Linked DNA regions of Homo sapiens: all the other regions are linked to region 3. A link is a contact called in ENCODE Hi-C or POLR2A ChIA-PET data. All regions are on one chromosome and are shown on one strand. The core of a region is the stretch at or near the end of the contact, and the rest is flanking DNA. Distances in the headings are between cores, read along the strand shown. Region 1 holds the start of ZSCAN20 (zinc finger and SCAN domain containing 20). Region 2 holds the start of SRSF4 (serine and arginine rich splicing factor 4). Region 3 holds the start of SNRNP40 (small nuclear ribonucleoprotein U5 subunit 40).

The links. Hi-C counts contacts between places; a loop is a spot of excess contacts on that map. ChIA-PET counts read pairs that join two places held with the same protein, here RNA polymerase II (POLR2A). Pooled maps may share reads with other maps.
Region 1: a loop to region 3 is called in a map of CD4-positive, alpha-beta T cell, with 6 times the contacts of the local background. The contact joins the promoter of ZSCAN20 here to the promoter of SNRNP40 in region 3. A Hi-C loop is called at or near these places in 2 of 168 maps with a recorded cell type or tissue (CD4-positive, alpha-beta T cell and naive thymus-derived CD4-positive, alpha-beta T cell) and 7 of 50 pooled maps.
Region 2: a loop to region 3 is called in a map of naive thymus-derived CD4-positive, alpha-beta T cell, with 12 times the contacts of the local background. The contact joins the promoter of SRSF4 here to the promoter of SNRNP40 in region 3. A Hi-C loop is called at or near these places in 1 of 168 maps with a recorded cell type or tissue (naive thymus-derived CD4-positive, alpha-beta T cell) and 7 of 50 pooled maps. POLR2A ChIA-PET finds 5 or more read pairs at or near these places in 2 of 52 experiments (activated B cell and activated CD8-positive, alpha-beta memory T cell).

Annotation. Positions count from the first base shown.
Region 1 is chr1:33,470,256-33,474,464 of GRCh38, reverse strand. It overlaps ZSCAN20 (zinc finger and SCAN domain containing 20), which reads right to left and starts at 1,820. Exons shown (of 8, transcript NM_001377376.1): 1 at 1,774-1,820. RefSeq lists a silencer at 3,563-3,857.
Region 2 is chr1:29,180,400-29,184,570 of GRCh38, reverse strand. SRSF4 (serine and arginine rich splicing factor 4) reads left to right here and starts at 2,671. Exons shown (of 6, transcript NM_005626.5): 1 at 2,671-2,925. The coding sequence starts at 2,819. It also overlaps a transcript of MECR not described here. RefSeq lists enhancers at 1,343-1,980, 2,323-2,552, 1,981-2,618 and silencers at 2,623-2,832, 2,883-3,072.
Region 3 is chr1:31,293,876-31,298,533 of GRCh38, reverse strand. It overlaps SNRNP40 (small nuclear ribonucleoprotein U5 subunit 40), which reads left to right and starts at 1,746. Exons shown (of 10, transcript NM_004814.3): 1 at 1,746-1,923. The coding sequence starts at 1,783. ZCCHC17 (zinc finger CCHC-type containing 17) reads right to left here and starts at 1,502. Exons shown (of 8, transcript NM_016505.4): 1 at 1,459-1,502. RefSeq lists an enhancer at 1,768-1,977.

The sequences.
Region 1 (4,209 bases), core at 571-3,070, 2.2 Mb before region 3:
AGTATGAACGTGGTCATGAGGAGCCCACTCAGTGAAAAGGGAAGAGAAGATGCTCTCCAGTTCCACAGGAAAGGCCAAGACTGGTCTGTGACCTCCAAAGAGAAAAAACTGGGAACTCTTAAAGGCTGTCAGGCCCATTTGGCTGACAGTCCAAGCTATGGCTTAAAGCAGTCTGACCTGACCTCACACATAAGGGCTTAAGCCAGGGAGAGCAAATAGGTTTCATTTAAAGCAGAAACTTCAATCAACTGGAAGTGGCTGCCTAGAGTAGTGTGCTGAGGGCTCTGAGTACAGTGTGAATATGTGCTGAGAACCAACCAATTAGCCATGACTGCCAGGGACACAGGAAGGGGCACTGGCAGCACACATTCCATGTATTTGTCACCCCTGGCTTAAACTCCCATTGGCAATGAATCAGCTTCAGCTTCCAGCAGATAGCCTTGCCAGGCAGAGGAAGACTAAAGCTCCTGCCCTGGAAATCCACTGGCAATAGAAGTCTTCAAGGCTGGTATAGCAAAGCTTACCCTGCATGGTCTTCATTCACACATACATACATCAAGTATTTACTGCTTTACATCAAGTGTTTACTGCTCTAGACTGGGCAATGGGGAAACAGAGGTGATTGAGACACTGTTCCTGTCCTGGAGATGTTCACAGTCTAATGGAAGAGACACACACTTCACAGATAATTATGATCAAATGTGGTAATAGGAGAAGTTATGGGAGCTGAGGGTTGGGGGTGACTTAATTTGCTTAAGGGAATTGAGCAAAGTAAGAGTTGAAATTTTTTTAAGTTAAAGAAGTTCTCTTGGCAAAGAAGGTGAAGGGCAAGGAGAGAATATTCTAAGCTGAGAGAACAGCATATATAATGATGGAAAACCAAATGGCCTACCCAGGAAACGAGGAAAACCTTGACAGCCCTGGAGTGTGAGGTGCATGAAGATTAGGCTGCAAAAGGAGTTTATGAAGGACAAGGTGTTTGGACTTTACAGGTGCTGGGTGCCAATGAAAGTTTTCAAGCAGAAGGCATAATCAGATTTGTAGGTGAAACAGATCACACTAGGTGCAATGTGTGTGTTCATGCTGGGAAACTGAAAAGGCTTCTGCGAAAACCCTACAAGAAAGAGGCCGACTGAAAAGATATTAAAGAAATTAAAGATCGGAAGATCCTTGGACGTGGAAGAATGCAAGAGGAATCAGTGGGTAAGTAGGTAGGTAGGTAGGTAAATGGGATGATCGTGCCACTGACTTCCATAAGACATAAGGAAAGAAGTGCAGGTTTGGGGCAGAACACAATAGCCAGTCCCATCCACTGGGTTCCAGAGGTAACAATCATTAGGGAGGTAACAAATTAGATATGCTTGTTCTAGATGGGAAGGTAGAGATTGAAACACTATTTTTAAGGTCGGGCTTCAAGCTCAGGCCCTCTTCACTTCTTGCCAGGGCCCCAGACCCTCTATCCTTTCCTCTGTGGTCTCCAGACCTTTCTATGACTCTCCCACCTCCAAAACCTCCCTCAACCCCCTCACCTTCAGACCCTTCTAAGGCCCTCCTCATTCCCAGGGCCCTCTATCGCCTCCTCATCCCCGACCCCTGTATGACCCTTCCCATCTCCGGCCTCTACATCCTTTGACCGTCCCTCACCCTCCACCCCCACATATAAGCTTCTTTCTCCCCTCTCACCTTCCCCAGCCCCCTGTGTCACCACCACCTCCTAAGTCTCCAGCCCAGAGCCTGCGTCTCAGCTGCCCCCGCCCCGCCACCCGGACTCACCCACCGAGACACCCACTTCACAACAGGGCGGAAGTGCTCCCGGGCTCGTGCGGGGAATGCTGGGACGCGGAGTCCGAGCGGCGCCACCCTGGGAATGGAACGTCTGAGACCACAATTCCCAGAAGGAACCGCGCGAGCGCCGGGGGCGGCCCCCTCCGTTTGCTGCCTTTCAGACGTCTTCAGCCAATAGATATGTCATCTTCTAACGGACCCTGGCACTGGAACAAATCGGAACGGGCGCGACACATGGGGGCGGGACCTGTTGCGATCCTGGCCTTTTCCATAGGCTTCCGGATAACAGCACCGCCCAATGGGAGGGCACTCGAGCAGAAGGGGGCCCAGTTCTACTGAGGGGTCGAAGTGAGAGCCTCAGACCCTGAAAGATCAAAGCAGACACAATAAGAAATAAGAAGAGAGAATGACTAGAGGTGACCAGCCCGATAGGCAGGAGAGAACTGGACAGTTGTAGCTTTAATTTCCAGCTTACAGCTAAGCTGTGTGACTTTGGAAGAATTCTGAACCTCGTTCTCTTCAACCATAAAATGAGGGTAGTAATGGCATCCATGTCACAGAGTTTTGTGAACTTTCAATGAGATAATACACCTAAAACGATTAGCTCAGGGCCTGGCTCCTAATAATGCACAGCGATTGTTAGCTATTATTATGTAAATCAGTTAGTACAGAGCTTGGCACTTCCTAGGTGTTGGAAGAATGTTAATCATTATTACAAAATAATCCTCATATAAATGCGGGTGCTCTGTACCACTGTGAATACTTTGGGGCATGAACAATCTAATGTGGTGTTGAGAATGGGGGCTTTGTAGTCAGACATGGATCCAAATCCCAACTCAACTACTTCGCAGCTGTGTGGCCTTGAACAAATTACTGCCATCTATTTTGTCTTTGGAATTTTCATCTATAAAATGCAAGTAATGTAAGAGAACTTACATCACAGGGTGTTATGAAGGTTAAATGAGACTATTTAGGTAAAAGTCTCTGAAGTCAAGCTGCTTGTGTCTGAAAGTTCTTACTTTCAAATGAAGGATGCAGGTCATACCACCCGCGTTGTGAAACCTTGGGCAAATTACTTAGCTTCTTTATGCCTGCATTTTCCCAGCTGTAAAATGGGAATGATAATACTTGCCTCTTCCTGAGACAGTTGTTGAGAGGAATAAATGGGAGAAGGTATGTAAAGAGCGTGACACATGTCTGACACACAGAAAGTGTTTAATAATCATTAGCTAGTCCAGGCACGGAGGCTCATGCCTGTAATCCCAGCCCTCTGGGAGGCTGAGACGGAAGGATCGCTTTAGTCCAGGAGTTTGAGACCAGCCTGGGCAGCGAAGTGAGACCTCGTCTCTATTTTAAAAAATAGAAAATACAATAATATACATAATCATTAGCTATTATTATTATTACCAATGGTTATGCGGCTTAGGGAAAATTGACAATACCTAGCATCTGGTAAGAGCTCAATGCATGTTGGCTAGTGTTAAAATAGGAGAATTCTTAGCTTTAACGACCCAGTTTAAATTCCTTCTCTGTGAAACATGTTCCAACTTATTTGTAGTAATAACTCATGTGATTTTACTCAGTAAACATAATAACAACCCGTAAATACTCCTTGGTGTTGAAGTCTCACAGTAGCCCTATGAGATTGGTATTGTTTGCTCCACTTTACAAAGAGGGAATGAGACTTAGAGAAACGAAGTGACCTACTCAAGATCACAGAGCCAATAAGAACCAGGGCTGCGATTTGTCACCCCCTAGGCATGTGACTCCAAAGGTCCTACACTGCATGAGGAAGAGACCATATGTGGAAGTAGGAGGGTTTGAGATGGGGAGGGACAGTGCAACAGTGTGGGGTGCCAAGGGAGCCGGAAACATTTGAGAGAGTGTCAGGATCTGAAGCTGGAGAGGCAGCTTTGCAGGGTCAGGTAAGGACGTGTCCACTTCAGCATCATCTGCCCTAAGAGGAAGAAGGGAGGCGAGTGTGCAGAGAGAGGAGAGGACATCATTAGGACACAAGAGGGCGCGCCTCGCCCTCAATACAGCCTCGAATTATTCTATGGTTTCCCTTAGCCTTTGTCTAATTAAAGCCTGGCATTCTACAGAAGAGAAAAAACTAACGAAGTCCTCAAGAGGCCAACTGCCCTTTAGTGCCGTGTAGAAATAAGCAACAGAGCCTGAACCTGTTCCAGGTTCTCTCTGGTTCAGCACCCATCAGGATTTGGTTTGCAAGCGTTCTGTCTGCATTTGTCTACCAGGACTCTCTCTGATTTGGGCAGACACTAGGCTCTAAGGATGCAGAGATGAAGCAAACCTGGTCTCTGACCCCAGGGCCTGATCTCTAAACTTTCCCAATAGAGCGCTCCCATAAGTGAAGCCTTTTTGAGTTTTTGAGTTGAGCACACACTCCCAACATATGTGTATTTA
Region 2 (4,171 bases), core at 1,422-3,921, 2.1 Mb after region 3:
TGTTGACCAGGCTGGTCTTGAATCCCTAACCTCAGATGATCCTCCTGCCTCAACCTCCCAAAGCGCTGGGATTACAGGCGTGAACCACCGCACCCAGCCACTAATTATTACTTTCAAAATAGATTTCTTGCCGGGCGCGGTGGCTCACGCCACCTCACCTGAGGTCAGGAGTTTGAGACCAGCCTGGCCAACATGGTGAAACCCAGTCTCTATTAAAGATACAAAAAAATTAGCCAGGCGTGGTGGCACATGCCTGTAATCCCAGCTACTTGGGAGGCTGAGGCAGGAGAATTGCTTGAACCTGGAGGCAGAGACTGCAGTGAGCCAAGATAGTGCCACTACACTCCATCTTGGGCAACAGACCAAGACTCCATCTCAAAAAAAAAAAAAAAAAGCCGGGTACAGTGGCTCACGCCTGTAGTCCCAGCACTCTGGGAGGCCGAGGCAGGCAGATCACGAGGTCAGGAGATCAAGACCAGCCTGGCCAACATAGTGAAACCCCTTCTCTACTAAAATACAAAAAAATTAGCCGGGCGTGGTGGCAGGTGCCTGTAATCCCAGCTACTCTAGAGGCTGAGGAAGGAGAACGCTTGAACCCAGAAGGCGTAGGTTGCAGTGAGCTGAGATCGCACCGCTGCACTGCAGCCTGGGCGACAGTGCGAGACTCAGTCTCAAAAAAAAAAAAAAAAAGTAGAATAAATAAAAATTTAAAAATAAAATCCAGAATCAAAGAAAAATAAAGGATGGATAAATTGATCCCATAAATATCTAATGTTTTTGCATGGCTAAAAAACACTCTTGGCAAAGTCAAAAGTCAACAAATGGAAAAAATATTTGCAACTCATTTGACAAAGAGCTGATTTTCCTAATATATAGTGAGCACCTATGAATAAGAAAAATGGGTAAAGGATATACACAGACAGAAATAGGAAAATATATCTCAAACATATGAAGAAAGACTCATATCTCTGCAAAATATGATATTTGCAAATTAAACCACTTGGAGATAACATTTTTCACCTCTCAGATTGGCAAAGATCAAAAAGTTTGATAACACGGTGTTGATGAGGATATGAGGAAACAGCCACTTAAGGGGAATTGAGCAATAACTTATCAAAACTCTGACCCAAATATCCTATTTCTAGGAATAGATGATATATATAGAGAGAGAGAGAAAGAGAGAGAGAGAAATGCAAAGTTACTGCAGCAGTGTAATAACAAAAGGTTGGAACTTATTTCAATGTCCTTCACCAGGGCACTGGCTAAATAAATTACTGTGTATAAAATGGTATGAACCATAAAACTAGTCCTTTTATACTCTTAAGGAATGATTTTCAAAATATATTTTGTGTAGAACCATATGTATAGTATCCTACTATTTGTTTTATAAGGGTAAATTAACCTCCTAAAGGACATTTCAGAAACTGCCTCTGGGAAGAGAAACTAAGTGGCTGGTGGACAGCGAAGACTTTTCACTGTGTATCATTTGAACCTTGAGTTATCCTTTCAAAATATTCAAAAAACAAAAACAAGCAAAGAAACAAAACCCTTTATGGTTCTAGGTACATGGCGTTAGTGAGAAGGGAACCAATATTTATTGAGCTCTTACCATGTTTCAGACACTGTTCCAAGTACTTTCACATACACTACCCCATTTAGTGACCTGTGTAATCCTTGAGATGGGTATACATTATTCTAATTTTACAGGTTAGAAAATAGACTGGATAGGCCAGGCGCAGTGGCTCACGCCTGTAATCCCAGCACTTTGGGAGGCCAAGGCGGGCGGATCACCTGAGGTCTGGAGTTTGAGACCTGCCTGGCCAATATGGTGAAACTTCCTCTCTCCTAAAAATACAAAAATTAGCCGGGCGTGGGGGCGGGCGCCTGTAGTCCCAGCTACTCTGGAGGCTGAGGCAGGAGAATCGCTTGAACCCGGGAGGCGGAGGTTGCAGTGAGCTGAGGTCGCGCCACTGCACTCCAGCCTGGGCGACCGAGCGAAACTCGTCTCAAAAAAAAAAAAATAGGTTGGATTGTGGTCAAGTAATTTACTCGGCGTCATGCCTAGTCTAGCTCCAAAGCTCCAGCCTTCTCCGCTTCTCACACTGCTTCTATTTAAGCAGTGTCCTCTTAAAAATAATACTGGTCTCATTTATTGGGCACTTGATATGACAAAACTACTAAGTGCTTTATGTACGTATTCTCATATAATTCTCAAGACAACTCTGGAAGGTAGGAACTACTCTCCCCCTTTTACAGAAAAGATAAAGGAGGGTCCGAGACATCGCGCGTAACAAGCCCAAGGTCACGGGTACACAATCGTTTGGAAGCTAGGTTTGATTCCAAAGCTCCAGCTCCGAAATCCAAACCACACCCGGTTCAAAGGACAAAAGCACAAACGCTCGCTCGCTGGGCTCTAGGAGGTGCGGACACTTCCGGGGGAGGGGCGAAGCCAGCTGGCTGCGGAAGGCGGTGCAGGAACCCCTTTGGCGAGCTCGCGCGAGGACGTGCCGCAGCGCCGCCTGTCGATCACCTTGCCCCGCCGCACGTCGGCGCGCCCCCGGGCAAGCTCCTCCCCCAGTCCTGGCCGAGCGGGAAGCGAACGCGCGCTCTCTCCGGTTACCTTCCGCCTCGGGGAAGGGCGGGGGAAGTGGAAGCGCGCGCTCGCGAGCTGCGTGCTCGCGTACGTCGCCGGGGTTCGGCTGCGTCCGTCCCGCCGCCCGCCCGTTGCCGCCGCCGCCGCTGCCGCCGTGCTCTCGCTTTGCCCGCCGCCGCCTAAGGGGGGCTGGGGCCGGGGCCAGCCATCACTGCCGTTGCCGGGATGCCGCGGGTGTACATCGGCCGCCTGAGCTACCAGGCCCGGGAGCGCGATGTGGAGCGCTTCTTTAAGGGCTACGGGAAGATCCTGGAGGTGGATCTGAAGAACGGGTGAGGAGGGCGAAAGAGGGTCCGGCCGGGCGGGGACAGACCCCATAGGTGGTGGGGAGGCCGCGGGGACGGGAGAGGGACGCCTGGTCCGCGCGGAGCGGCTACCGGCCTGGCCAGGCTCCGCCATAGTGGCGGCGCCTCGGGGGCGCGGGTAGGCCCCGGTTCCCACTGCGCCTGCGCGGGTGGGGGTGGTGGAGGCATAATGGGAGCTGTGCTGAGGCCCTGAGTGGGACGGGGAGAAGGAAAGCCCGAGTGGGGCTGGTGCTCCGGGCAGGGGGGCACAGCTCCAGGGCGCCCGGGAGACCTGGGTTTTCCCTTCCTAGGCCCGGAACTGGGGCCCTATTCGTTTCTGGGTAGACACCAACCTTTCCCGCTCTGAGGACTACTGGAAATAAACAGGATTTCCTGCTCCCTTTCACCTCTTGCCCGGTCTCATGGATCAGACGGTCACAGCGCCGTCTTCCCCGAGGACTGGAGCCTTGGAGGGAGGCCCTTTTTAGCCGTGTGCCACGCTTTTTTGGGCGGGAGACTCCAGTTTGAGTAGTCTAGTGACAGTTTCGAAAGTATCGTCTTGCCGTGCTGAAAGCCTTCACCGTTCCCTCTGCAAGAGTAAATTAAAGTCTTAACTTCTTATCTTTAAGACTCCGTGCAGAGTTTCCACGCTGTGGTTTCCGTTTTCCAACTTACCGAAAAATTGCTTGGCCGTTGTAGAATTTGTTAGGAGAATAGTGGCCACCCTGGCTAGTATCTGCGTCTGGTTAACGCAGACGGAGACGAAATTGTTAACTTACTGCCTCCCCCAGAGTATGATCTATTACTTGTATTCTTAATCTACTTCGGCAAAAATAGTGCCAGCATGAGCTACAGGTTTTAGGGAAAACTGTTGAGGAATCAGGCCTGGAGAAAATACTCAACGGGGAAAACTGGGAACCAGATGTTAGGTAGGGCTTGGAAGGCATGGATATAAAATTAAAAGGACTGGGGTGACATTTTAGGGCACTAAACCTTGGGTGTTAGAGAACTCTTGGCTTAAAAAAGAAACTCTACTTTGCAACAGTTGTAATATAGCTACCGTTTACTCCCCAGGGTTATACTAGTAACTGACACCTGAAACATTTTGAAAGTTACCTAAGTATGTTTCACGTATGAGAAAACTGGTAGCTACCGTATTCTCAAATGATGATTTGGGTTTAAAAAGCCATTTCAAATTAATTATTAGAATCGTTTTCTTTCTGAGGACGTCTTT
Region 3 (4,658 bases), core at 497-2,996:
GGCGCCTGTAATCCCAGCTACTGGGGAGGCTAAGGCAGGAGAATTGCTTGAACCTGGGAGGTGGAGGTTGCAGTGAGCCAAGGTTGCACCACCACACTCCAGCCTGGGCGACAGAGCAAGAACCTGTCTCAAAAAAAAAAAAAAAACAAAAAAAAACTGGTCTCTAATCATCTTCTAGTGTTCCCTATCCAGCTTGAGGGATTCCGTGATAGTGAGTGAATGGTACCACCATCTATTCAACTACATAAGCCAGAAACCTAGGAGTTACCTTTGATTCCTCTCTTCACTCCCTAAAATCAACCCATCACCAAGTCCCACCCATTTTACCTCCTATATACCTCTAGAATCTGTCCAATTCTCTGCAGTTCCACCCATATCTCAGTCCTCACTGACATCTCTGACCAGGATTACTGCATATCCCAAGTGGTCCACATACATCGACTAGGGCTTCCCCAACCCCCGTCTGTTCACACCACTGAGCCTGAGGGATCAAGTCCCCTCCTCCACCACACCCCACTGGGGGAAGACGGCTCAGTGGTATCTCATCCGTTTTAAAATAAAAGCTACAAATTCCTGCAAGGTCTGACCGCTATCACGTACAGCTTCATCTTGTACCATACTCCCTTCATTCTCTTTGTACCAGCCACACTGGCTCTTTGTGCTTTTAGTCATTTTCCTCCCAAGTGCCTCAGGGCTCTGAACAAGTAGTTCTCTATGGAAGGTTCTGCCTTCACTTCTTCACCTAATTAATTACAACACTTCCTGCAGCTACCAGCGCAGGCATCTTTTCCTCTGAAAAACCTTCCTGCTTATTTCAGGCACTCATAGCATCAGGCAGCAGTAGGAGGCATTTCCATGTATTAGTGAGGTCATTGTTTAACGTTTTCCCCACCAGAGTTAAACGCCCTGAGAGTAGGGACCGTGCCCGGTTCACAACATACCCCCAACGCGCTGCTAAATGAATATCAGCAGGACGACTGAGGCAATGACCACGTTCATGGGCATGAGTCTCAAATTTCTCAACAAGACTGTGCTCTGGAGAAGGAGTCGGACATTTCCTTCATCACTGTCTCTCTCAGGGGGGCATACAGTAGGCCCTGATCAAAAACTGCAAAATCAGTGGCAGAAACAAGTCAGCCTCCTCGGCCAAATGGGGCACCGGAGGAGGCTGGGACGCAGGCCTTTCTCCCTGGGAATGCCCGGCACAGGACTGGCCACGATGGGCGCTCTTGAAGAAGGGAGCCGCAGGGGCTGGGTCTTGCCGCCAGAGACCCCAAGGCTCCGCTCCTGCCCCGAAAGGGAGCCCAGGCTACTACTTACCACAGCTGGGGACTCGGGGCCCGCCTCCCACCCCTTGCTGTCAGCACCCTCAGCTGAGAAGGGCAGGTTCAGACTGCACAACCGAGGCGTCGCCTCCAGACTCAGGCAGCCACCCACCCCGTTCTTCCTCATACGTACTAGGCGTCAGCTCCAGGTCCCCGAGTCGCTGCGCTGAACTAAACGCCGACCCCAGTCAGCCAGCGCGTTTCCACCCACAAGACCCAGCGCGCCTAGGGCGGTCGCCAGCTCCGTCCACCAATCCTGGTATCGCACTCTCATGACGTCAGAAAGATATGCCCAATAACAAGAGACTATCCGAGGGCGGTGCAAATGGAAATATTGAAAGCCGATTGGTTCTTCCAAGCTGGAAGTTGTGGAGGAAGGACTAATTTGGAACCAATTGCGTGGCGCCTGAGAGCGGCAGCGCGGTCAGTGGCGGCGCTGAAGAGACCGGTTGCCGCCATGATAGAACAGCAGAAGCGTAAGGGCCCAGAGTTGCCGCTGGTTCCAGTCAAGCGGCAGCGGCATGAGTTGCTGTTGGGAGCGGGGTCTGGCCCAGGAGCCGGGCAGCAGCAGGCGACGCCGGGAGCCTTGCTGCAAGCGGTAAGTGAAGAAGCAGGCGGCCTTTGGCCCTCAGCTCATCTTCCTCCCCTCAGAGCGCTGTATCTGGTGATCCCTGACCCTTTCCCGCATTGCGGGGGCAGAACGAGAGTTTCTACGCAGAGTTAAAGCACATAAACACTGTAAAAGCTCCCCATAGCCTGCGAATGCTGCGTACGTGTTCCCCCGTTTGGCGCCCGTTTTCAGCCTCTCGACTGCCCTGAGATAGCATTAGAATTAGAGTTGAGGACCTTGGGCTCAAAACCCTGACCCGGGTTTAAGCATCCTGACTCTAACATGGATCTGGCATAGAACAAAAATTCCGAAGAGTGTGTAGAATGAATGAATGAGGGAGGGAAGAAAAAAGGGAAATGATTTGTGTTGGCTCGTTTTGGGACTTTGGGCAAGTTGCTTTTCCCTTTATTTCTCTGCACTAGTATTATTAACAACTAAATAGCAGCTAACATTCATTGACTCTTGTACTAAAGTGTTTCGTATATGAAATTTCCATTGATCTTGGTAGCAGCCTGTTAGGAACGTTATTAACCCATTTTGCAGATGGAAAAACAGACTTACCAAGTACGTGATAGAAGCAGATTTCGAACTGAGAAACCATGCTCCTAACTACATTTTTTGTAAGATAGAAATAGTGATCACACTTCTAATGTCCTGTTTAGGCTCAGACGAGGAAATACGAGTGTCCTCACATCTCCTCAATAAATCCTGCTGGCACCGTCCTCAAAATAGGTCTAGAATTGCTACTTCTACCATCTCCATCATTGCCTCATGGCCTAAGCCATTATTATCTCATCTGGCATTTTTGTAGTGGGACCCTAACTGGTCTTCCACTTTCTACCTTTGTATCAGCACCTGTTACCAAGCCAATAACCAAAGGAATCCTTCTAAACATCAGATCACATTACACTCTGCAGAAAACTTTCTGGTGGCTTTGTACTTCATCCAGAGTAAAAACCAAAATTCTTGTAATTATTTGCCCTCTTTCCCTTTACCTCTCTGACCAATTTCTTATTGCTCACCTGGCTTCAGTTACTCTCTCTTCCAAGCCTCTGCTTCAGGACCTTTGCATTTGCTGTCCTCTCTGTGGGATTGCTCTTCACAAATGTTTACATGGTTTACTATTCAGCTCCTGCGAATATTTGCCCAAATGTAATTTTTTCAGTGAGGATTTTCCTGACCACCCTATTTTAAATTGCAGTACCACATACTGTGGAACCCACATTGCTTCTCTCTCTCTCTTTTTTTGTTTTTTTGTTTTTAGACAATCTCTCTGTGTTGACCACTGGCTCAGTACAGCCTCCACCACCTGGGCTCAAGTGATCCTCCTGCCTCAGCCTCCTGAGTAGCTGGGACCACAGACACACACCACCACATCTAACTAATTGTATTTTTTTGTAGAGACAGGATTTCACTCCTGAGCTCAAGCAATCCGCACACCTTGGCCTCCCAAAATGCTGAGATTACAGGCATGAGCCACCATCCCCATCCCTTCTTTTGCTCTATAGCACATGACACCACATATATAGTTTGCTTGTTTTCTCTCACCTTCCCTTCTCCCTTCCCCCTTTCCCACTGGAACAGCGAGCTCCATTGTTTATTTTGTTCATTGCTGTTTGCCCAGTGCCTAGCACGTAACTTCTTTTTTTTTTTTTTAAGATGGAATTTTGCTCTTGTCACCCAGGCTGGAGTGGAGTGGCGCAATCTCGGTGCACCGCAACCTCCGCCACCCGGGTTCAAGCGATTCTCCTGCCTCAGCCTCCTGAGTGGCTGGAATTACAGGCGCCCGCCACCATGCCTGGCTAATTTTTGTATATTTTTAGTAGAGACGGAGTTTCACCATGTTGGTCAGGCTGGTCTCAAACTTTTGACCTCAAGTGATCCGCCCACCTCAGCCTCCCAAAGTGCTGGGATTACAGGTGTGAGCCACCGCGCCCAGCCTGCACATAACATTTTTTAAAACTAAATGAATCTGGCCGGGCTTGGTGGTGGGTGCCTGTAATCCCAGCCACTCGGGAGGCTGATGCAGGAGAATCGCTTGAACCCAGGAGGCGGAGTTTGCGATGAGACGAGATCACGCCATTGTACTCCAGCCTGGGCAACAGAGCAAGACTCCTTCCCCAAAAAATAAATAAATAAATAAATAAATATGAAAATGCTGGGAAGTACTGAAGAGATTTGGGGATTATGGGTAGTATACTTCTCCCATTTGACAAGTGAGCATATCAGCCCATGTTTAGATGAATTGCCCAAGTGTCATCTTGGTGTCCAAGACCATAATCAAAACTACTTCACCCATGCTGAGGATCCGTTTGCTATGAAAAAATAAGAAATAAAAATAGGCCAGGTGCAGTGGCTCATGCCTATAATCCCAGCACTCTGGGAGGCCAAGGCAGGCAGATCACATGAGGCCAGGAGTTTGAGACCAGCCTGGCCAACATGGTGAAACCCCATCTCTACTAAAAATACAAAAATTAGCCGGGCGTGGTTGTGCATGCCTGTAATCTTGGCTGCTCGGGAGGCTGAGGCACCAGATCCCTTGAACCCAGAAAGCATAGGTTGCAGTGAGCCGAGATCACACCACTGCACTCCAGCCTGGGTGACAGAGCAAAACTCTGTCTCAAAACACACAAAAAAAATTAAAAATAAAACAAAACTATTTCACCCAGTACTCCATACCAAGCAGAGTTGTTGGGAAAGTCAGTTCCATCATTTGTTAAATG